Regions from separate parts of the Homo sapiens genome. Here all the other regions are linked to region 3. The links are chromatin loops, found by intact Hi-C in ENCODE. Cell type or tissue: IMR-90. All regions are shown on one strand.

Region 1 (8,000 bases), 520 kb before region 3:
TCTCTCTGGAATGAATAAGATGGATGCTAATAACCCCAATATTCTTCAAACTCTGTGACCCAAAAAGGCAAGGAGCCTTTTCCTCCATTTCCACTTAAAAAAAAAAAAAAATCCCAGGGAAGGATTCTCAACCTGATGCTCAAAGTAGCAGGAATGGAGTTCTTTGGGTCAAGGGGGCAGAGTTTGGGGATTGGCGGCCCCACTAGGAATTATCTGACTGAGTGAATGAAGAGCAGCTAGAACAGTCTCCGAAGGAAGCAAAGGGCCTGGGCAGACAAAAATGACCAGTGTCACTACAAGCACGAGGGAAGAAAGAAGAGAATAATGACGAACAGAAGAGTCTTGCTATCCTTGTGAAACGCTCACCACCTCTTCATTAAATTACCCACTCTGCTGTTTAGGATTAGTGTGACAATCATCTCAGTTTGCCCATGACAGCCCTGTTTCATGCTTGTTGTCCTAGCATAACTATTAAAATCATGGCTTTTTCTTTTCAAAAATATCCCAGTTTGGATACTTTGCTATATAGTCACTGTAAATAAGACCAAGTAGCAATTTGGCTTCAGCCACTCAATCTGTTTTAAGTCATCCTATTCCTTTGATTCAGTTGAACTTGATCAGATCTTTGTCTTTTCTTTTCCAACCCGTGTCTGATATTCAACATTTGGAGTTCTTCTTGTGGCATACATATTCTTACCATCTTCTTCCCTTTTATTGGTCACCTCACATTTCTCCCCTTCCAGGAACTCTTCTGGATTTTAACTAGTGGTGCTGAAGGTTTAAGAACCCACTTACCTGCTCAGAGCATCTCTGCTAGTAGAATTTTTCTTCCAGGGATTGCTTCAAGTTAAATGTATACTCCCTCTCCAAATAGCATAGATTCATCCTGTGACACTTCGGTTGTTGTTTCTTCAGAGTAGAAGCTCTCTGCCAGGCATGAGTTTATGTTTTCTGTCCTTTTGTACATGCTATGGTAAGTGGGGTATGGATGAGGATGGATAAAACAATTAACATGGTGTGAGGCTGGGCATGGTGGTGCGTGCCTGTAATCCCTGCACTGTGGGAGGCCGAGGCAGATCACTTGAGCCCAGAAGTCCAAGACCCCCCATCTCTACAAAAAATAATAAAGTTAGCCCAGCATGGTGGCATGCACCTGTGGTCCCAGCAACTCAGGAGGCTGAGGTGGGAGGATTGCTTGAGCCCAGGAAGTAGAGATTTCAGTTAGCTCTCTTTGTGCCACTGCACTCTGGCCTCAGTGAAAGAGTGAGACCCTGTTTCAAAAACAAAAACAAACAAACAAAAATAGTGTGATGATGGTAAAATAAATAAATTCTTCATGGTGTATTTGCAGTGGTCCCCTTTGCACACCAGCTAAGAAGGAAGCATCCTTTGCCAGTTTGACCAGCTATCTCCTGGCCGTGGTTGTACAGATTGAGTGAAAGTGGTGAAGAGAGTGATGAAACAGAAAGCAACCCCAATATCTATCTGAGAAAGGATGAGACAGAGGAATAAAGAGCCAAGGAAACTTGGTGTGGAGAAATAGGTGGGGTTGTACTGAGGTACTGGAGGACTCCAGTAACCAGCCCTCACACCGCATTCCATGTGCATGGTGTTCCTGCCTCTTCATGTTCTACCGCATGCAATGTGGGCGGGGCTCCCCGGAGGTATACAGTTTGTCAGCCTTGTGCGGTAGGGAGAAGACACGTCTGGTGTTCACAATGAGGGGTTTGATTGAAGGGCACAGCTGCTATGCAGAGAAATACTATGGGGAGACAATGTGTAAAAGATTTTCTGGGAAGTCTGTCATTTATTCAACAAATAATATATATTTTGTCCTCTGCTCTATGCCAGGCACTGTTATAAATTCTGGGGATATAGCAGGGATGGATATAGCATTTGCATGCATATAGATAGAGCACCTGGCATGGCTTACCTTTTAGTGAATGGAGACAGATAATAAGCAAATATACTGTATAGCCATTTAAGTGATGACAAGTGTAATGGAAAAAATAATAGAGCAGCTCTGGAAAGCTGGAGTTGGAGAATGGTCATTGCAAATTTAAAAATGAGCAGTCAAGGTAGGCTTCAGAGAGAGACGACATTTGAGCAAAAACTTGAAGGAGATAAGGGAGGAACCAGGTAAACATCTGGTAGAAAGCCTTCCAAGTGGAGGGGACAGGCTTTGCAGAACTCCTGAAGTTGATGTGTGTCTGGTGTGTTCAGAAATAGAGCCAGTGTGGCTGAAGGTAGTAGGGGGAGCAGGAAATGAGGTGTGAGATTTAGGGGAGCAGGCAGATGACGTAGGGCTTTGAGGTCATTAAACTTTGAGAGAAATGGGAGCTGGTTAGAGGCTTCCCAGCAGAGGCTTTTAATTGCATCACCGCCTAATGCATCTTGATGGATATCATGAATATAATTATCTCAAGGGATATTCAGTATTTGTGTTTCTTTTGATGTGAAACAGTGTAATACTTTGTACAGTATATATTCATTCATGTTACAGTAGGCTCTGCTTATAACTGTCCACAAAGAGGTATTTGTTGAATGAATGAATGAATGAACAAATGGGGTTGACCTTTTCGCTCCCTCCATGCGGGTTCTCAACCTATTATTTCAACTTTATTGCCCCTACACCCTTTCTCAACTTGGGTTCTATTCACCCGTCTTGTTGAGTACTAATTAGGAAAAAAAAAAAGGCAGGCTAGTGGGAGCAGGGAAAAACAAAGAGATAAGGCAAATTAGCTATACGTCTGTCTTTCTTCATGGTCCAAAACATATAAACAAAAGGAAGAAACAAATAAGCCATAGGTCTACTTTTCTTTATGGCCCAGGACATATGGCCCTTCTACCCAGATAACGTACTTAACTCACAAACTTCCTGCTTACCTTCAAATGCCTCAATTTCTGAAACACTTCAGCTGACAAAAAAAAAAAAAAAAAAAGAAAGAAAGAAAAAAAAAAAGCAAGTTAACTCCCTGCTACCTGGTGTTATCAATCACTCCAAGTTCCAGTCTATAAAATTCTCAACAAGCCTTTGTTTCCTAGCAATGAGCTCCTCCTCTGCTGAGTCGGCCCGCTGCTCCCTGGCAACGAACTTTCATACTTTCTTTAATCTGTCTTTCTTTATCTACCACTGTCTTGGTAAATTCTTTTACTCCCACACTGAGAAAGTCGTCACTCACTGGCGACACGTTGAAAGAGTTCTTTCAACTCTGTATTTCTGCCTCTGTCTCTGCTCATTCCATTTCCCGCTACTTGAAATGCTTCTCCAGTAGATTAAAATTCTGCCTATTGTTAAAGACGCAGGGACAAGCTCCACGTCCTCCAGGAAATCCCTGCAGACTCTGGCCTTCGTTGCCTTTTCTGAGCTCCTGTAGCATCCTTCCTCTGCTACCTTTCATTGGATAACTTTAGTTGTTTATTTTAAAACCACTGTTTGAACTCTCTCTACGTGTTAGGCAAAGAATATACAAATGAACATTAGCATTTCAGTGGGGTACCTTTACCATTTCTGTTTTATGGAAACTGAGTTATAAGAGAGGCTCAATGACTTGGCCGATCTCATGTAGATTAATGAACAAGGAGTGTATCAGGACCGGGACACAAGTCGTTCCCAAGACAAGCAATAGTCCCTGTCCTTCCTACTCATAAAAGGGTTAACCTAGCATTTCCTTGCCGTGAAACAAAAGCGGCCGCGGATAGAGAAGCTTGTCCTGTGAGGGATTCCGTAGAGACACTCCTCCGCTGCCTGAGTCCTCGGCGAACATGGCGGCCCCCGAGTCAGGGCCGGCTTTGAGTCCAGGCACTGCAGAGGGTGAGGAGGAGACGATTCTCTATGACTTGTTGGTCAACACCGAGTGGCCACCGGAGACTGAAGTACAGGTGAACCAGGCCCATCTACAGCAGCAGCCAGCTTGGCGCGGGCGCTTCGTGGGTAGAGCCACGTAGCAGGAGCCACGTAGGGGAGTGGAGACGGGTGGGTGGGGGACTAGGGCCGGTTGGCTTGTGCGGTCGCCTTGGCAACGGCACCTTGGGCTAGCGGGGGTCTAGGGCGGGGTGGGGTGGTGGTCCCTGAGATTCTTCCTGGGCTCAGAATTCGGTTGTTGGGGGCTGGAACTTCGTGCTCTGGGGAGCGTACGATCCCACTTTGGTTCTCAGTTTCGCTCTCTGTATTGGGAGGAGAGGGGATTGTTAGTGTCGCTCTCTGTATTAGGAGGGGAAGGCACAGCGCTGGACTCGAGGGTCCTTTCTCCTATCTGGACCCTCAGTGGTCCCTTCTCGCGGTCTGGCTAGGGCTAGTCTGGGCCGACGCTCAACTGCGATGGGAGAATTTTCCAGGACCTTACAGTCTGCAGCATCTGCCAGGCTGGTGCAGAGCGCAGAATCTGAGCCTTTACCCATACTGGGGGCTGGATCGCGCCAGGTCTTGTGTGTTTCAATAAAAGAGCATTTAATAAGGGTGTGCGTGTCCGTTCGTCTGTCTCGGTGTCACAGGTGCTGTGCTAGGTGCTAAGGATACAGAGATGAATATGTTTTCGTGGAGCTTCTCGTCTAGAGGGGAGACAGTCCCGTAAACGTTTTTCATAACCTAGCGTTTTATGCGCTATAGTTAGCGATGTGAGCAAAATGCCACGGAAGTGCAGAGTAAAGAGCTGCTGACTGGGATTGGGATCTCCGCTACAGAAGGGTTATAGAGGTTGATAATTTATGGACTGGATCTTGGGATTATCAGTTGTTTGGTAGTGAAGGCCTCCCGGGTCTGTGATGAAGAGTAGGAACCATGGATCCATGTTTATTTTATTTTATTTTTTATTATTATTATTTTTTGGATCCATGTTTATTTAACAGATATTTATTGAGTGCTTAACACGTGCCAGTTACTGTTTTAGACCCAGAGGAAGCAGCCAGATCGAAAAGAACCTTTATTAAAGATTATGTAGTCCAGCCCATGTGAGTTATCTTACATTTTTTCTGAGTGTTTCTTTGCTGGAGAAACGACTCATTTTTCAGCCCAAAGTTTGTATTTTTTTCCTCTGTAGCCTCCTTCCCACTGCAGTTTGTGCTTATCATGAATAATTTATTTTGTAGACGGGTAGAGATCTGCATATATTACTGTTTAATTTCAAGTACTTAGTTTGTCTTAATGTGAATATTTTTTGGGTTATGCAGCTAGGAAGCTGTTGCTGAGGCAGCTGGTTAGATAAGTTTCCACTCCTTAACACTCATTGGTTAATTGCAGTAATGTTTCAGAATGCTTACCATAAATTGATTCCAAAAAAGTAACCACAGAATTAACTTACTTTGAAACCCTTAGCACTTTGTTTTGTGTTTGTGTGTTGGGGGTGGGGGAGTTCAATTGATTTCTGCATTCTATCGATTTCTGCATTCTGTTGATTTCAGCTGTTGAATTATAAGCTCTTGGAGGGCAGACATCTGATTCATCTTTATATCTCTTCCCAGGGCCAAATTGTGTCTTGCATGAATCCAACAATCAATTCATGTTTATTGAGTGAAATAACTTTTCTGTGTTTTTTAAAAAAATCTGTCTACACTTACTGTATGTCCATTGTGCTTTTCTTGACAGCACTTTAGTGCATCTTATGCAGTGCCTAGCGTCATGAACCTACCCACGGTGTGTTCAGTCTATACTTATGGAATGGAATTATTTAATATAGCAATTACGTATCTGTGTATGTTTTGTTAGTAGCATTGTCTGTATAGATACACAACAGATAGTCAATGAATTGGCCTTGGAGATATGACCACTTTTCCTGTGAGCAAAACTTACAGCCTCAATAGAGTATGCTGAACTGGCAACCAGTATGGTCTTTGGCCTTGACTTCTCTTGTCTTTGGATTGGTTTTTGATTTGGAAACAGTTTCCAGCTTCAATCCTTGTTCTTTCCTGCAAGGTTAGTCCTGACATGTGCCTGTAGCTCTGCTATGCTCACTTTTCTCCTATTGTCCCGCGTCCTGTGTCTACTTTTTTTTTTTTTTTTTTTTTTTTTGAGGCAGGGTCTCACTCTGTCACCCAGGCTGGAGTGCAGTGGCATGATCAGGGCTCACTGTAGCTTCGTAGCTTCAACCTCCTGGGTCACCTCAGCTTCCCAAGTAGCTGGGACTATAGGCATGCACCGCCATGCCTGGCCAATTTTTGTATTTTTTGTAGAGATGAGGTTTTGCCACGTTGCTCAGGCAGGTCTGGAGCTCCTGGGCTCAAGCAGTCAGCCCACCTTGGCATCCCAAAGTGCTGAGATTACAGGCGTGAGCCACTGCACCTGAACATCCAGTCTTTAAGTAGTTTTAAGACACTGCTTCCCTGTGCCCAAAACTCTGAGTATTAGTAAATAAAAATAAGTTTACATATTGTATAAGTAATACTGGTCTAATACTACTAGAAGATTCAAATGTAAGTGTTTTTTGTTTTAAATTCCAGCCTAGAGGCAACCAAAAACATGGTGCATCCTTTATCATCACGAAAGCAATTCGAGGTAAATATAGCTTATTTCTCTACAGTAATGATATGGTTAACAGTTAAAATGTGTTCTTTAGACTTCTGATGTGGAGCCTAATAAAAGTAATGTGTGTTATCTGAGTTTAATTATATATATATTTATATATACACACATATGTATGTATATGTATACATTTGTATATTTACGCATGCACGTTTTTAGCTCTAATGCAGCTTAGAGCTAAAGTATATAGCTTTGGTTTAACCATTATGGATGTATTCTAGAACAGGTGTCCTCAATTCCTGGGCCATGGACTGGTACCAGTCTGTGGTCTGTTAGGAAACAGGCTGCATAGCAGGAGGTGAGCGATGGGTGAGTGAGCATTACCACCTGAGCTCCACTTCCTGTCAGATAAGCGGCAGCATTAGATTATCAGGGAAGTGCAAACCCTATTGTGAACTGCACGTGTGAGGGATCTAGGTTGCATGGAAAAATTGTCTTCCACAAAACCAGTCCCTGGTGCCAAAAAGGTTGGGGGACGCTGTTCTAGAAGGAATGAAGGTCAAAGCCAGTATGAGTCTCAGAAAGTCAGTGGATGTTGAAGGTGAAAATACACTGAGAGACTATTTTAAGAGGTCTATGTGGTGTTTCAGATAGATCTGGTCAGAGATACTCAAATTACAGATTTGATAAGCCAGGGTATTCATTTAACTCCTGACAAATTTTACGTATGAACTAACAAGAGTCTGAGAAAGGATTGAGCACTAGGTTTACTGAGCTGGTGCCATGACGGGTTTACCATATTCATTAATAGAGTCCTTTTATCAGACCAGAAAGGTGCCGTTACTCCTTTATGATTTTAGATAAGAAAACTTGCTCAAGGTCATTCATTTGGAATTTGACTGCATGTCTTTCTGGCTTCAAAGTCCATCCTTATACCAGTGAATTTAAGTTCCTTATAAAGAGAAAATTCATTTTCACAGAAGTTAAGTACTTGAAATTAACTGTAATCTTCTGATTATCCTTTTATCTTCTGATAAAATTACAGTTAATTATAGTTAATTTTATCTTCTGATACAAGAAGCACTAGCATATTCAGTTTTCATAATGACAAATGCTTTTAAATTTTGAGAATTTAGAAAATGTGTACAAATAATAAAAATTCATTGTAGAAAATACAGACACTATAGATAACTACAAATTAGAAAAAAATTTGTCCTCATACCACCTAGAGAGAATCTGTTATTCTTTAGATATTTTTCCATTGATATATACCTAACTGCATACACAGGTACACACATACATGTACATTTAGGATGATAGAAAGCATTGTTTTTTATAGCGTGTTAGAGGTTTTGTTTTCCGTGGGCTTTCCCATTTTAGGTATTACTGTTTTAAAAATCTTTGCTATAAAGTGTAAAATATATCTTGCTTTAATTTTTTATACAAATATTTTGGTTTCTAAGGGGTGATTATTATAACTTCTAGTCCATGGTTTCATGAAAGCTTCTTAGATTAAATTTAACATCTCAAACTGCTTTTATTT
Region 2 (8,000 bases), 550 kb before region 3:
ACATTCATGAAATTTGTGTATGACTCCCAAAGATGTGAACCTATAAAATGACTACCTAGAACTATCCTACAGACCTTGGCTCTAAAATCGTTTTAGGAGAATGTTGGGAAAAGAAAAACAGCAACAACTCTGAGCAGTTTCCAATTGAATCCTATTAGAAGATGTAACTGAAACAGTCAGAAATCTTACATGACTGTTGCACTTTGGGAAGCCGAGGTGAGCGGATCACCTGAGGTCAGGAGTTCGAGACCAGCCTGGCCAACATGGTGAAACCCCCGTCTCTACTAATAATACAAAAATGAGCAGGGCATGGTGGTAGGCGCCTGTAATCCCAGCTACTCAGGAGGCTGAGGCAGGAGAATTGCTTGAACCTGGGAGGTGGAGGCTGCAGTGAGCCAAGATCACACCATTGCACTCCAGCTGGGGCGACAGAAGGAGACTACATCCCCCCACCCCCCCATTCTCCCCCCCAAAAAAGAAAAAAAATATCTTACATGACTGGAGATATGGAATTCCTAATATTCTTACAGAAGAAAACTAAAAAATATAAAATACTACATCTGAAGTCATCTTAAAAAGTTAATAACATTAAAGGACATTAGGCCTAACGTGATACATTTATATAGCAATAAACGTTACATAAGTGCTACATAAATGTATCACGTTTAGCGCATTTAAGGCTGATTACAGCTTCCTAAAACTGGATGCCTAACAGGAGGATGATAAAGCAAGAGGCGAAAATATCAACTGTAGGGTTCGATAAGCCATATCAAATCATATTTGGAATAAAGGAGGGTAGCAGACGGCAAATAAATATGAATTTTCCAAACTTATGTTGGACTGGTGCGTACGTTAATGAAAATGCTTTCCCTTTAGCTTCAACACTGAACATTAATGTTGATATAACAACGTTTAAGAACAAATAAAGATCAGGTTTATGCCTGGGACGTTTTGGAAGGGCCTGAAAAAACTGGACAGAGGCAGGATCGTCATTTTTCCCCAATGACTCCTCCCCACGCCGTCTCGCCTCTCTGCCTGGCCAAGCCCAGATGAGCCGCGGGCAGAAAAGGGTTCCCAAAGGGTCACTGCCACGTTAAGAGGCAGGAGGCCCAGGCGTCTGGGAGCCGCCAGAGCAACGCCGCCGCCTAGATTTTGCAGCCGAAGGTGCACTGGCAGGAAAGCCAAGTGGAGACTGGTAGAAGGGAAAGGGCAGGGGGAGGGACGTTCCGGCCCGCTCCTGGGAAGAATCGTCCTCCGAACCCGAGCCGCGGCCGCCCCTGATCCCGCAACGCGGGTCCATCAGGGACTGCAGCGGACAGCGCCCTTCTGTCTCCCTGACCCCTGTCCGCTCCCGCCCCTTTAGCTCTCCGCGGGCGGCCCCAGGGCTGAGGCGTGCAACAAGCCGCCCCACCACCCCCAGAGTTTCCACAAACGCACCGGAGAAGGCCGCCATCTTCACCCCGTCCTCCGCGGCTTCGCCTGCTCGCTCCCTCCCTCCCGACTGACACGGCGTGGCAGTGGCGGCGCGCGCTTCCGGCCCCTGGTCTTCGGCGTTCGGAGTCCGGGCAGGGACTCAGCCCCGGGAGAACGGTTCCGATGGAAGGAAAGGCCCGCGCCGGCCCCGCCTTATGCGCCTGCCGCTGAGCGGACCTCTGGGACCTAGGGCTTCTGGACGCCGCCTTCGTTCTGGGCACCATGTGTTCGGAGCACACCACGCGGTATCAGGGTCACAGCTACAGAGAAGGAAGCAGATGTTTGGTGATTAGGGTCATCCAGTGGGCTCAGGCTGACACCACACCGTGCCCTCCCCACTCAGTCCCCCAGCTTTCCAAAGGTGAGCAGGGCCTTGGTGTGTGAATGACCCGGAGAGATGGACTGGATTCATTGCCCTGAGCACCAATGCCAGTGAGTGCCTGGCAGCCAGTAGGTATTTGTTACATTTTTTTTTTAAACTAAGTAATGATTTAGGTCTCCCTCCCTTCACCCATGTTTGATGTCGCTTTTATAATTTCGGGTTTGACTTCCATGCAATTTTAACTCCTTTCTCTTTGCAGAGAGATGGGGAAAGTAAATGAGGAATCCTCCCAACCAGACACTCACTCTGTCAGGAAGGTATTAGAATCTTTAGATGAGGACTCTAAAATTCGGGAAAGTTAAGTCACTTATCTAAAGACACATATCTACCGAATGGCAGCGTGGGATCTGAGCCACATCTGCGCAATGCGAGGGCGCGTGCTGTGCTATCTGTAGCCTGCCCCAGAGTGTCATGGAGAAAAGTGGAACCCTCAGGCAAGATAGAATAGGGTTGCAGCGGCCGGGCGCGGGGGCTCACGCCTGTAATCCCAGCACTTTGGGAGGCCGAGGCAGGCGGATCACGAAGTCAGGAGGTCGAGACCATCCTAGCTAACACGGTGAAACCCCTTCTCTACAAAAAATACACACACACACACACACACACACACACACAGAAGAAGCCGGGTGTGGTGGTGCATGCCTGTAGTCCCAGCTACTCGGGAGGCTGAGGCAGGAGAATCGCTTGAACCCAGGAGGCGAAGGTTGCAGTGAGCCGAGATCGCGCCACTGCACTCCAGCCTGGGTGACCGAGCGAGACTCCGTCTCAAAAAAAAAAAAAAAGAAAAAAGAATAGGGTTGCAGCTACTCCGGAGGCTGAGGCATGAGAATCACATGAACCTGGGAGGCGAAAGCTGCAGTGAGCTGAGATCGTGCCACTACACTCTAGCCTGGGCGACAGAGGGAGAGTCTGTCTCAAAAAAATAAAAAATAAAAAAGATAGAATAGGGTTAGAAGTACAGAGTTGGGAACCATATTCTGAGTTTGGATTCTAGGTCTGCCACTTGCTTGCTGTGTGACCTTGAACAAGTCATGAAGCTTCTTTGGGCTTCAGTTTACTTACCTGTGAAATAGGGATGAACAATAGTACCTTTCTCATATGATAGTTATGAGGATCAAATAAAATACATAAAGCATCTAAAATAGTGCATAGCACATGGTGACAATATAACTAGCTCTGTTATTACTATTACATGTAACAGGATTCACCTGAAGCTCCAAAGGCCCAGGACAATACACTCAGCCCTGCAGCTTTACACTTCCAGGGGGCACTATTCACATTATATTCTCTATTCTTGTTATATTTTGTCTAAATAAGACCCTGAGAGTTATGCAGTGTACCAGTTTTGAATGGATACCAAGTACCCCCACATTCCAAGGAGAGATACAAGACCCATATTATGCAGGACTTGCCAAAGGGAAATCTGAAATCTAATTTTTGTGCCTTTTGCCAATGCCCACCTTTAAAGTGTGAAAAATCGGCTGGGCATGATGGCTCATGTCTATAATCCCAACACCTTGGGAGGCTGAGGCAAGGGGATCACTTGAGCCCAGAAGTTCAAGACCAGCCTGGGCAACATAATGAGACCCCCATCTCCAAAAAAAATTAAAAAATAGTTGGGCATGGTGCACACCTGTAGTCTCAGCTACTTGGGAGGCTGAGGTGGGAGGATCTCTTGAGCCTAGGAGGTGGAGGCTGCAGTGAGCTATGATGGTGTCACTGTACTCCAGCCTGGGTGGCAGAGCAAGACCCTGTCTCAAGGAAGAGATAAAGTATGAAAAAATTAAAGATGCAAATTAAGAGAAAAGATTTCTGTGAAAAGAATGCATTTCAGGGAAATACTCTGAGAACTTTTGATCTGAGAGTTTGGGAAGCGTAAGGACTGCTCTGAGAAGCCGTCCCTAGGAGGACCTGAGGTGGCAGGGCAGAAAAAGAGACAGAGAGAAGGAGAGAGAAGCCTGCTGCAGGAGTTAACTGTGGGGGAATCGTGTGACATTTTTTCCCCAAGGGATAAATAGATCTGTGGAGAGTGGACTGGAAGTTTTCTTCAAAGGGAATGTGCCCAAGAGACTTCCCGGAGGAGCTAAATGATTCAGCACACAGACCCCCCAAAGAACGCAGTGGCATCCTTACCTTCCAAACTGGAGAAGAGATATCTCTTGTCTCATGGGAGTTGCATGTGGAGGATGCCAGCAAGGAGAATCTCCAAGATACCACAAAAAGTTCCCTCTAAGAGAAACAATCAGCCTTGAGCATGTCTAAGCCAGAAAGCACCAGAATCAGATCACCATAAACCCAGCCAGATAAAGGTGTGTACCCACCCGCCACCCCATCCCCTAGACTTTATCCTTCCCAGGAGTCAGAAACAACAGCTAATGGGAGAGGCGAGTACAGAAAAGAGACTGACCCCATCCTCCATCCCACTGCAGGCTTCTGGCGTGGAATAGGCCAAGCAGGAAGAGGAGGAAGCCATGATGTTGGTTGAAGTTGTGAATTTCAATCACGATCCTGGACATGATAGTTTACAGAAACGAGGGTATAATTAGATGAAAGTAACCAGACAACTCTTCATTGTCTCAGAGTGACCAGAAAAGCTCTGGAAGATGCCAGAGACTTCATCTAGGTCAGGGAAAGAAATAACCCATAGAGATGATTTCAAGGTAACAGATAATGTTTTCTGTTTGTGCCTTATCAAGTTCAGCTCACTTAATATACTGCTTTAATAATTATAGATATTTGTATGTATGTGTTGCAGTGCCCTCAGTAATGCAAATTGGGATATGTGAATTGGGGTATGATTGGCTCCTCTCCTTGGCAGGTAGAATAACACCAGGCAGAGAAACAGCAGCCAGGCCCTTCACCAAACCAAAAGATAGAGGATGGGTGCCTTTCAGTCTGGTATTTTGCTGGTCTAGTCTCCCCAAGAATAGGTTGATTTAATGGTTGCCTACTAACTGGGAGATTCCTAGAAACCCTGGCCTGGTCCCAGAAACCAGGACAGACACCACCAGGTGGCACCAAACTGTAGCCAAACTGAGAAGAGATTGGACTGGACCCTAAAAACTCCCAGCGTAGGCTTTTGTTCATCTGTCTCCATTTATACAAATGGACGTGCGACATTTAAGGCGGGTGATGGAAGTCTTCAACAACTGGATTGTGGTGCTGGTTGCACAGCTCTGTGAATCATTGAATTGTACATTAGTGAATTTTATGGTATTTAAATTATACCTTAATAAAGCTGTTTAAAAAATTATAATTAAAAAACACATATGGCTGAGCGTGGTGTCTCATGCCTGTAATCCCAGCACTTTGGGAGACCGAGGTGGGTGGATTACCTGAGGTCAGGAGTTCAAGACCAGCCTGGCCAACATGGTGAAACCCTGTCTCTACTAAAAATACAAAAAATTAGCCGTGCTTGGTGGCGGGCGCCTGTAATCCCAGCTACTTGGGAGGCTGAGGCAGGAGAATCACTTGAACCCAGGAGGCGGAGGTTGAAGTGAGCCGAGATCATGCCACTGCACTCCAGCCTAGGCGACAGAGCAAGACTCTGTCTCAAACACACACACACACACCCCTCAGCCTGGGCTTGCCCCCAGTATTTTTTTTTTAACCTCAGAATAACCCCACATTTTCTGTAATTGGGTAGTTTGGGCCCCACTAATCATGTGATAGGGAAGTTTTACTATGTTATCCATGGGCCCAAGATATTATGCTATGTATTTTCAAGTAAGCTATATTATAATTATATCCCACTGTAGAGCAAATGGTTTTGCAACTACTAAGGCAGACCTGAAAAAAAATGCCTTCAGGTATCTGGGAAAGTGTAGAGAGGATGGGTCCTGGGAAGGCCTCTGTAGATGGACCACCCAAAAGCCATACACAGTTCCTAGGTTAGCTCATTTGTGCTGCTATAGCAAAATACCTGAGAATGGCTAATTTATAAGGAACAGAAATTATTTCTGCCAGTTCTGGAGGTTGGGAAGTCCAAGATTAAGGTGCCAGTAAGTTTATAGTCTGGTGAGGGTTTGGTTTCTGCTTTTAAGGTGGTGCCTTGAACACCATGTCCTCCAGCAGGGAGGAGCTCTATGTCCTTACATGGCAGGAGGTACAAGGGCAAGAGACCAAATGCTCCATGAAACTTCTTTTACAAGGGCTTCAATCCCATTCATGAGAGCAGAACCTTCATGGGCCAATCACCTCTTAAAGGCCCCCCTCTTAAAATTACATTGGCAATGTGAAGTTTGGAGGGAACATTCAAACAATAGTAGTCCCCTTTCCCATTGCCTTTCTTTATTATAGAAATCTGAAAAAGGCTGGACGTAGTGGCTTATGCCTTTAATTCCACCACTTTCGGAGGCCAAGGTGGGAGTATGACTTAAGCCCAAGAGTTTGAGACCATCCTGGGCAACATAGAGTCCCTTTCTCTAACAAAACTTTAAAAAATTAACCAAGCATGGTGGCACGCACCTGCAGTCCACCTATTTGGGAAGCTGGCCGGGGGAGGATCTTTTTTTTTTTTTTGAGATGGAGTCTCACTCTGTCATCCAGGCTAGAGTACAGTAGAGTACAGCAGCGTGATCTCGGCTCACTGCAAGCTCCGCCTCCTGGGTTCACGCCATTCTCCTGCCTCAGCCTCCTGAGTAGCTGGGACTACAGGCGTCCGCCACCATGCCGGGCTAATTTTTTTGTATTTTTAGTAGAGACGGGATTTCACCGTGTTAGCCAGGATGGTCTTGATCTCCTGATGTCATGATGAAGGATCATTTTTGAGCCCAAGAGGTCGAGGATGCAGTGAGCCGTGATCACACCACTGCACTCTAGTCTGGGTGACACAGCCACACTCTTCTCAAAAAGAAAAAAAAAATGGAAACTTGGAAGAAGAAGAAAACAATCACCTTTCCAGATTCCTTTGTAGAGAGACAGCCCAGAGACTCAGCTCTGCCTGGAGAGATATAACTGGCAGTGCCAGGTTGGGACTTCCAGGAATGCTTTTCAAAAGGGAAAGATCTGTCTGGCATGCACCGTTTTTCCTTTGGAACATTGATATGATGCCTGGAAAGTCAGCAATGAGTCCCGAAGATAAAAGCCGCACACTAAGACTACTGAAGCAGAAATAAAAGGCTGGATCCTTAATGATGGTAAGCCCAGGTCTGTCTACCTCTAGACCTCTCTTGCAGCTTGAGAATGTCCCAGTTAAGCCACTTTAAAATTTCTTTTTTCTGCAGCCCAACACTTTGCTAAGAGGTACAGAAAAGAAAGGAAATAAAACACACATCATTATGGATATTGTGTAATGTATCTTTCAGGAACATTTTTTGAATGTTTCATAATACAGCAATAATCAAGCTATTCTGGCTAAAAGGCGGAGGAGACATTTGGCCTGAGTTGTGAGGGAAACATCCAAAATTATCCCTGAATATATGGCCATTTCCTCACAATGAAAATGAAGGTGAAATGTGACATATACAGTAGAGGATGTGACTCTGAACCCAGCCTAGGGAACACAAGTCAAATTAGGTTGTTTAGTTTGTCCTTTCATTGACATCCACCCTCCTCCTCAGTTCCTATTCCCAGGTCCTTCTGGAACAAGATAAAGCCAGCTGCTTAGTTTCTGAGGATCTCACCACCAAGAAGGAGGAAGCAGCTAGAGAGAGAATTTGTTTTAATCTAAAAGAAGTTGAGTAGAAAATACAATATCGTCATCCATAAACCCCCTCCCTCACAAAGTCCTTCCTCACAATATAGAATACAAACCTACCCATCATTTCACACAAGTAACAGTAACCTTCCCCCTCCATAAATGCTGTCCGTGTAGGTTGCCCCAGATCTACCTGTTAGGAGGGAAAAAACGACTCAGGAGTACTTGCACTGGATCTTGAATCTTGCTATGGTCAGTCTTTCCATTAACAAACTCTCTCCCCTTCAACACAGCTCTTAGTTGGTAAGGCTCCTGAATCCACCCTCCATAGGATGGTCCTCCATGTCCAGCCTCCTGCTTACTTCCAGCCTTATTACCTGCCACTCTCCACAAATTTTACTTTCTAGCATATCAAACTGTGTAGAAATCCTTGCATATGCCACATTGCCTGTCACCACTGTAGTTTTTAAAATGCTGTTCCCTCTCCCTAGAATGGCTTTCCCTTTTTAG
Region 3 (8,000 bases):
TTTTTCCCCGCTGCCTGCAACTGACTCAACTTTCTTCTTCTGTACAACTAATTAAAAGTGAACTAAAAATAAAACCACTCTTAGTATTAAAGTGGCAAAAAAATATATAAAATAAAAATAGAGTGACTTCCCCACTTCCTCACAGCACCAGCCACTTCTTGTTATTCCAGAAAGGGAGTTTTCTGTCCTTCTTAAAATTATTCTCATTATAATTGCTTCAGGAACCTGAAGAGTAGTGTTCAAAGTTTGTGTTTGTTGGGTCTAAGTGATAATCCTCCCAAATTCTATAATTATGTGTGTACAATGATTAAAAACATTTCTTGGAGGTTGATATATATTGAGAGATTTTTTATATTCTTAAAAATGTTTTAAGACTATATGAATTGGAATATGACATTCCAGTTAGAATAGATTTGTATCTCATTCAAATTAAGCCTTAAGAACTAAAATAAAAATTAGCTATGAAAACATACTGAATCCAGCTTCCACCCCAGGATGTAGAGAGATGAAAGGAGTATTACTGCCACCTTTGCAATGAAAAAGAACTGGGCTTATTTCAAATGCATGACTGCTTTTGAAACCATTGGAGAGCTGAGGTCATGAAGGTAATGACTTGTGAGGAGTCTAAGGAGAGACAGTGCCTATGGGAGAGAAAATATGAACATACATTCACCTGAGATAGACACATGAGTAGCAATAGTTCAGCTGGAAGAGCTCACTAATTGGTGAAAGCTGAATGTGGACTGATGGGACACAGGGAAGCCCTGGGTCTGCTGAAATTAGGGGGTACACACTCTCTTACAGGCTTTGTCTACAAACCTTTGTCTTCAAAAAGAAAAGCAGTAAGTGTTGGCAAGGAGGTAGAGAAAAAGAAACTCTTGTAGACTGTTAGTGGGAATGCAAATTAGTATAGCCATATGGAAAACAATATGGAGGTTCCTCAAAAAATTTGGCGTAGAACTACTTTGTGATTTAGCTCCAATTTCCAGGTATATACCTGAAGGAAATTAAATCAGCACCTCATAGAGATATCTGCACTTCTGTGTTCATTGCAGCATTATTCACAATTAGCCAAGGCATGGAAACAACCTAAGTGTTTGTTGACATATGAATTGATTAAAAAATGTGATGTATATATACAATGGGACTGGATGTATATATATGTATATGTATACACCACATTTTTTTAAATTAAAAAAACAAAACAAAACAATCAAATGAAAAAAGTTGGGAAAGACATTTTGGGTGGCAAAATGGGAAGCACTTCTGCATGCTCTCTGATAACAAAATGAAACACTGCAAGGCCACTCCAACTGCACCATGGGCAGCCATGTTACTGGTGGTTTGGAAAGTTACTGCCCAAACATGTGCAAAGAATGGCTTCTATCTCTGTGCTTCCTCAGCATTTTGCTCAGATCTCAGCGTCAGCTCCTCTCCCACTGTTCTGGAATACTTATTCTCTTCACTGTCGCCCTGTTGGACTGTGAGCTCAGGATCATGTCGCATTGTATTTTTAGATCCCAGCACAGTGCCTCACATGGCGTTGGTGGTCAACAATAGCTCCCTGGATTGATTTGTCTGATTTGCAGGCTTCAGAAATGTTGGGAAATACATGACAGAGATTTTGATATTTATTTTGGGAGGAAATCATATTTAGAAATTGATCAGTCTTTGCTAATTGGTCAGAATGGGCTCTTGCCTTTGAAATCTGATTTTGATACACCATCCCTTAGGGAGTTTCTATTAGCATATGACATTTCGTTGTTGTGTGCTAGCCTTACCCCAATTATGTTTTGGTACTAGCAAATGTATTTATGTTTTATTTCAAACAGAAGGCTAAATGTTCAAAGCACTGTCTTTATATGGGAATCATCCTGATGCCTTTCAGTGAAAAATAATGGCCAGATTGATCAGAGGCATGAAAGCTAGGGTAACTCCTCACCTCTTTATAGTTGTTTACAATTTAGAAAATAAGGCCACAACTATCATCTCTTTTAACCCTCACAACCATTCTGTGAGGTGAGCAGAGCATAGATTATAACCCCCATTATGCAGAGGAGAAAACAGAGTCTTATCTAAGTGACTTGCAGAGATCTGAGTCAGGTCAAAGACTTTGGAGTTTCAACTCATAGAGTCTCCTCATGTTCCATGGCCACTCTAGGAAAGAACCCTGACATTCTAGTTGTTTTGTGAAATCTTAATTCTATACTCTGCTGAGCCCCTTGTCAGTATGCTTTCCTGCAGATTGTGTTTATTTTTCTATCTTATGAAAAACCTCATTAATAGGTTTTGCTGTTCATTCTTCTGTGTGTGTAATGTCAATAGGCTTGAGTATAGCTGAAATAATTGGACCGGGGGGTTTCTGAGCTGGGAGTTCATTGTCAAGTCAGCTGTCGCTGATTCTTTATCAATGTGAGAGAACTCAGCCATGCAAAGACCTTTCCCTGCTACTTACCTGCAAATCAGGCAGCATCAGCATATTAGCAGGTAGTCTTACAGAATGCAAATTCTGTCATTTAGAATCTAAGTAATTGGAAGCACAACTGGGGAATTGTCTAAATTGTATATTTAAGCAAAAAAAAAAAAGTTTTTAAGTTTTCTCTCTGTTCAGCCTAACCCTTTATTAGTAAAAGTCCATGTGAAAATTTGTTTTCTCTTCTATGAACTTCATTCATTGATTCATTCATTTATCCATCCAGTCAATCAGCATTCATTATTCGTCTGCTCTGTACCAGGTACTGGCCCATGTGCTTGGGAATAGAAAGGTTACTAAGAGGATCTCTGCCCGAATGCATCAAGTTTTCAGGCAACAGACAGAGCAGGGCTTTTTACAATCCCCGGGAGCCCTGGCAGGCTAGTGTGGGGATGAGTCAGAAGGCACCCTCCAAGGTGAGATGCTGAGTTGAGTGCTGAGGGTGGGCTCACTGGTAGAGGCCCACTGGTTCCTGGCAGAGCTAGACTTAGAACCCAGGTTTTCTAATTGCTGGGAACATTTTAATCCCTTAAACCTTCAAGGCCTCCTTAGCAAAGAAATCCTGGTGTGATTAAGGGGGAGAGGGCAGGATTAGACTTTCTGGCACAGCAAGTGAAGGCAAAGGCTCAGGCTTACCATAGCACTTGGAGGCATGTGATGCTGTTTAAAATTACTGAGGTTTAGGAAATCACAGCAAGGGGCGAAGAGTCAGGCAGATGCCAGAGCCAGGACAGTCCTGTGTCCTGGCCAAGATGGTTGGACCTTAGCTTGCAGGTCATGGATGGATATGGATGGGCTTTTAGCAGAAATGTGACATGCTCAAACCTGACTGTTAGAAATTTCCTATGAAAGACAAGATGGGCTAGGACAGAGACAGGGATAATGGAAGTGGCACAGCTCAGCCTGAGATCCTTGGAAGGTGGAGGCAGCAGGACTAGGAGCCAAGCTAAACGTGCAGGGGTCCAAGACGCACAGGGAGGCAATGTCCCGGTTTTTGGTGCCCACAGGCTGTGTGACCTTGTGTAACCTCCAATTCCTCATCTGTCAGATGAGTCTAGTGACTCCTACTCTGCCTCCTCACAGATTACAGAGATGACCCAGTGACTAAGCGAGGAAGGGTGCTGTGTAAATGGTAAAGTGCCGTTAAGTAGGATTTGTTATTATTATGTAAATCGGGGGTTGGAGAACTATGGCTCATGAACCAAATGTGACCTACTGCCTGTTTTTGTAAAGCAAGTTTTACTGGCTGGCAGCCACAGCCGCTTGTTAATGTTGTTGTGTATGGCTGCCTTCTTACTACAAGGCAGAGTCAAGTCGTTGCATCAGGAACCATGCAAAGTCATTGCATCAGACCGAAGTCTGAAATATATACTAGCTGGCCTTTTACTGCAAAAGACTGCTGCTTTCTGGTTTAAGTCATGGGCTGTGGTTTTGCCAAATTTAGTTATTAATTGGTGTGTGAAGATTCCAGAATCTCTCCATTTATGGATTTGAGTCCTGTTAGGCAGGCAGCCAGGGCTCTTTTGGGTGTCTATCTTCCCTTGGACCTGGCAGTGAATGATTTCTCCTCTAAGAAAGGGGGCAGAGTGTCTTCACAGCCCTGCCATCCTCATCTCTCATTGAGAACACACAGGGAATATGCTAGTTTCAGTCTGGGTCATCCCTCAGAAGAGATGCAAAGAAGACCTCGCCAATGGGCTTCCTGTGAATTTCTACCTAAGCCCTTGGTGTGCCCTTTCTTCTCTCTCCTTTCCTGGTAGTTATTTTAGCCTGATTGTTGTTCATTTCACTTATTTTCCAATTTCCTGGATCGATTTTGTTTCTCTACTTCCTTCTCCCAGCAATTTTCATTCTTCTGTTACAGTTAACAGCCTCTGTAATAATAAGTAGAAACCAGACTAAATTATGGTCATTACTGCCCAATGCTTAGCTCCAAGCCAGCACATGACGTTGTCACTTTTGGGGTTCAAACTACCCTTGACATCTCTTTGCATTTCTTGCTCTGAGGATGGCAATTACGCACTTACAGGCAGAGAAGAACGGAGGGGAAAGGCCACTGGCCACCTAGGTTTGCCTCCTTCCTTGCCATTGCCTTTCTTACAAAAGAAACCAATTTGGACTCCGTTTTTACATGAGGCCTCCAGCAATCCTCAGTTCCAGAAATATCAGGAGGATTTAGAAGCTGCATGTGCTATTAAATATTGTCCATGTTGAAAGCAAATAGAGGAACATGTGAAGCACAAACACGTATCACCTTCATTTCTCACTTCACTTTGACTCGCTAAGACGAAGTCTGCTCCAAAGCCTACTTGGGAACGTGTGCTCTCAAGCCTGAAAATGGCCCCATCCTCCCAGGCCTTATTTCCATGTAGTAGAGAAAAGGGAAAAAAAGAAAAGAAAAAAATAGAACACCAAAGCCGGCAGAGCCCTTGGAAGCAAGGTGGCTAACGTTTCTCACAGTGCAGATGGTGCAGAGGCCCAGATGCTATGGAAACAAGCACTGGACAGCTGCCGGGTAGAGTGGCGGAAGATTTCTTCACTTGTTCAGTATCTGTTTGCTTTTTCAACTGGTGTACAAAGAGTACTTACTGCTGTCCTGAGATAATTCCCAGCACTGGATAGCCTGCCCCACATCTGAGCCACAGGACCATTTGTCTGTCCCTGGCTGACTTTTCCTGCCGGCCCTCCCCAGGCATTTGGCCTGGTTTGTTTCCCTTTCAGTTGCCACTCTCCCCCTTGGGGACTCCTCCACATGCTACAGAATGGGATCCTGCCACTTCATCCTTCAGGCACTCCCACCCTGCAGCTGTTTCTCTTGTAATGGTTTTTCTGGAAAAAGACACAAATGTAGAGAACAGATGTGGGTGAACAAAATGCTCCTGAATCTCAGAATTTGCAGTTGTTGGCCCTGGTCTGTGGCTACCGACTCCCTTGGGAGAGAGACCTCAGATGTTCTCATGGATACTGGCTCACTTCTTCTATTCCTGAGGTGGTCCTTGAGCCTCCCCCATGGGACTCAGCTCTCCCTGCCTCCATAAATGTGGACCAAAACTCCCAATAGTGGTGAGATGTGCTCTCTCCTCAGGGGACACAAGGTAGCTCCGTCTGGCTTGAATGAAGAGTGATGTGAATATTGGAATAGAGAGTAACCTTGTGCAAAGGGGAGCTCCTATTGAAGGATTGTGGGTAGGGGCTGATGTGATCACAGTTGAGCTTTGGTGAATTTAATCTGCCAGTGATGTGTAGGTTAGATTTGAGGGGATGAAGCTGGAGAGGAAAGTTTAATTAGGCAGTAGCTCAATGCAAACAAACTGATGAAAGAGGAAAAAAGTAAACTGATTTTACCGCACAGGAAGGCAGAGATAACCTCAACCATCAGGGATTAGGCAATGTACGATGGGGCCTTTGGATTAACTGTCACGGAATGACTTAGGGACAAGTGCGAGCACTGGGATTTATGGGTAGCAAAGTCTGAAGGAGAGCAGCCCCTGTGAAGGCCACCTCCTGGACCAAGGGCAAGGGTGGGGCTTAGAAAGACAAAAACCCCAGAGTCTGACATGAGCAGTGGGTTTCAAGAAAGCCCTTAGCTTGCCAGTTTGGAACTGGCAGATTGCCACGAGCTTGGTGCAGGCCAACTGCTGAGCCCCACATCTGTTTGCTGAGTCTAGACAGCATAAGTTCACCCCTGGCTGTTATTTGCTGTTTTTGATCAATTTTCTGAGGAGCTTTTCCTTTGATTTTTTTCTTCCGGAGCCCTGAATGTTTGCTGTCTTAGAGAACACAAGGTGGTCGTGCCTGGGCAGGTCCATACGCATGTGCTTAAGACTCAGCCAAGACTTCTTTGATCAGAACAAATAAACCAACAATCTTGCGGTAATCAGAGATCCCTACCTGTTTGTGAATTCAGGCTCTATGTTACCCTGGGAAAGTCATTGTAACCTCTTGGAGCCTCAATTTTCCCACCTGTAATAAGCCTTACCTTGCTGGACTGTGGCGAGGTTAAATGAGTGTGTGTCTGACACACAATAGGAACACAATGACTATGACTCTGCAGCGGAGAAAAACAGTCCACGCTCTTGAGACCTCCTTTGGCTCCTAGGATCCTGCTCTTTGCAGGTACTTCAAGCTCCAGGGGACCTTCTGAAGGCCTTGAGCAGGGTTGGGCTGCAGGGGCAGCCTTCTCGATTCCATCCTCGCAGAGTGCTCCTCTCTCTCTGCTGAGCTGTCATTCTCTCTGGAGACGGGGAAGATGGATCACCGTCTTGAAGATGCATCACTCACATCACCACCTGCCTGACCTATTACAAGACTTAAGCTGCCACTTAATTTGTCCCCCATTTAGTGCAGAGACATCCCCACCCCCTCACCTTTAGCAGAGCTTGGAGGAGGCACCAGGAATGAAGACAAGTCAGGAGATGATCAGCCTCCCAGGCTGTCCTTTCTGAGTTCTTCTGGCCCTCAGAGGCTGCCGGAAGGAATTGGATTCCATCAGTGGCTGGGGTGTCCGAGCTGAGACTGGGGCCAGGCCACAGCCTCAGGGAGGGAACTGCTGGGTTTGGAGGTGGTGAGCAGAGCTCAGCTCTCTGTACTTCGGAGGATTTGTTTTAAAGTCATGGCTTTACGGAAACCCCTCACCTTCTGTTAGCTCCCCCAAAATGCTTATCTAAAAGCTCCTGGCTTGTGCATAGAATATTGAGCTGTGGTGCACACTCCCTTCTTGGCTCCTGGGATAGGATTTGATGTAATCAGCCTTTGAATTTCCAGAGGCCCTTAATCTTCTTTGACCCACACAGAGTCACTGACGAGCCTGTGAAAAATCATATGGAACAATTTCTTTAAATCCTTCCCTGACTTTTTTCTATGAGGATTTTGAATCATAGGGTGTTTCTGAGCTGAAGGCGCCTTAGAGGTTGTTAGCACAGGAAGCTGGGGGCTGGCTTCCAGACATCCCCATTTTCCACTCATTCATTCAGTGTGCAACCGCAGCAACGCCAATAGCTTTGTACTTGGCTTTCACTGATGACATCTTGTTTAATCCTCAGTGCAGCCTCAGGAAATTGGTGTCATTGTTTCCATTTTACAGATTAGGAAACTAAGTTTCAAGTGCAGATAAGCCACTTGCCCAAAGACAGAGGGCTAGTCAGAGTCAGAGTGTGTATTCAGATTTATGTCCACTATGTCTATTTTCACAAGCAGTTGAGTCACCATTACAAATATTTATTCCTAGGGTTTTGGTGGAACTAGGACCATGTCAGGAGCCAGAGCAGAGATGGATTTACCACTAGGCCAACGAAGATGATGCCTCAGGGTCTAAATTCACATGATTACATCTTTTGGTAAAATTTGCAGAAGACATTGTATCTGTAATTGGTTAAGATAATTGTCTCTTTCTATTCTGACTTCCTCCCCATCCCACTTCCTCTCTGGCCAGGCAGCATGGAGTGGCTACGGGCCAAATTAGCTTTGGGAACATATTCGAGTGAATTCAGTGGGAGATATTCACATGGTCGCAGTCACTTTTGGAAAT

What was found. Peaks named below come from ENCODE experiments on the same cell type or tissue, not always from the same donor. Only the 100,000 strongest peaks of a DNase experiment are listed, where the experiment ranks them.
Region 1: a loop joins it to region 3, with 3 times the contacts of the local background. A loop is called at or near these places in 4 of 110 quality-filtered maps.
Region 2: it touches region 3 in a loop (5-fold over the local background); 4 of 110 quality-filtered maps call a loop at or near these places.

Annotation. Positions count from the first base shown.
Region 1 is chr2:15,557,070-15,565,069 of GRCh38, reverse strand. It overlaps NBAS (NBAS subunit of NRZ tethering complex), which reads left to right and starts at 3,736. Exons shown (of 52, transcript NM_015909.4): 1 at 3,736-3,882; 2 at 6,436-6,490. The coding sequence starts at 3,766. It overlaps LOC105373440 (a long non-coding RNA gene), which reads right to left and starts at 2,922. Exons shown (of 4, transcript XR_001739297.2): 1 at 2,887-2,922; 2 at 796-968; 3 at 1-5. RefSeq lists an enhancer at 3,537-3,946. In IMR-90, no CTCF peak of the experiment used is centred here; a DNase peak (open chromatin) is centred at 3,719; H3K4me3 peaks cover 2,396 bases; H3K27ac peaks cover 1,676 bases.
Region 2 is chr2:15,585,387-15,593,386 of GRCh38, reverse strand. DDX1 (DEAD-box helicase 1) reads right to left here and starts at 1,519. Exons shown (of 26, transcript NM_004939.3): 1 at 1,438-1,519. The coding sequence starts at 1,453. It overlaps LOC124905975 (a long non-coding RNA gene), which reads left to right and starts at 1,618. Exons shown (of 2, transcript XR_007086224.1): 1 at 1,618-1,927; 2 at 2,055-5,118. RefSeq lists an enhancer at 1,421-1,480. In IMR-90, a CTCF peak has its summit at 4,869 (motif pointing right); DNase peaks (open chromatin) are centred at 1,056 and 1,576; H3K4me3 peaks cover 1,414 bases; H3K27ac peaks cover 1,186 bases; H3K27me3 peaks cover 164 bases.
Region 3 is chr2:15,038,717-15,046,716 of GRCh38, reverse strand. It overlaps a transcript of NBAS not described here. Among named protein-coding and RNA genes, the nearest start is that of LRATD1, 410 kb to the right of the region's middle. RefSeq lists silencers at 2,698-2,992, 3,466-3,666 and enhancers at 3,042-3,542, 3,543-4,043. In IMR-90, no CTCF peak of the experiment used is centred here; DNase peaks (open chromatin) are centred at 3,706 and 5,016; H3K27ac peaks cover 2,341 bases.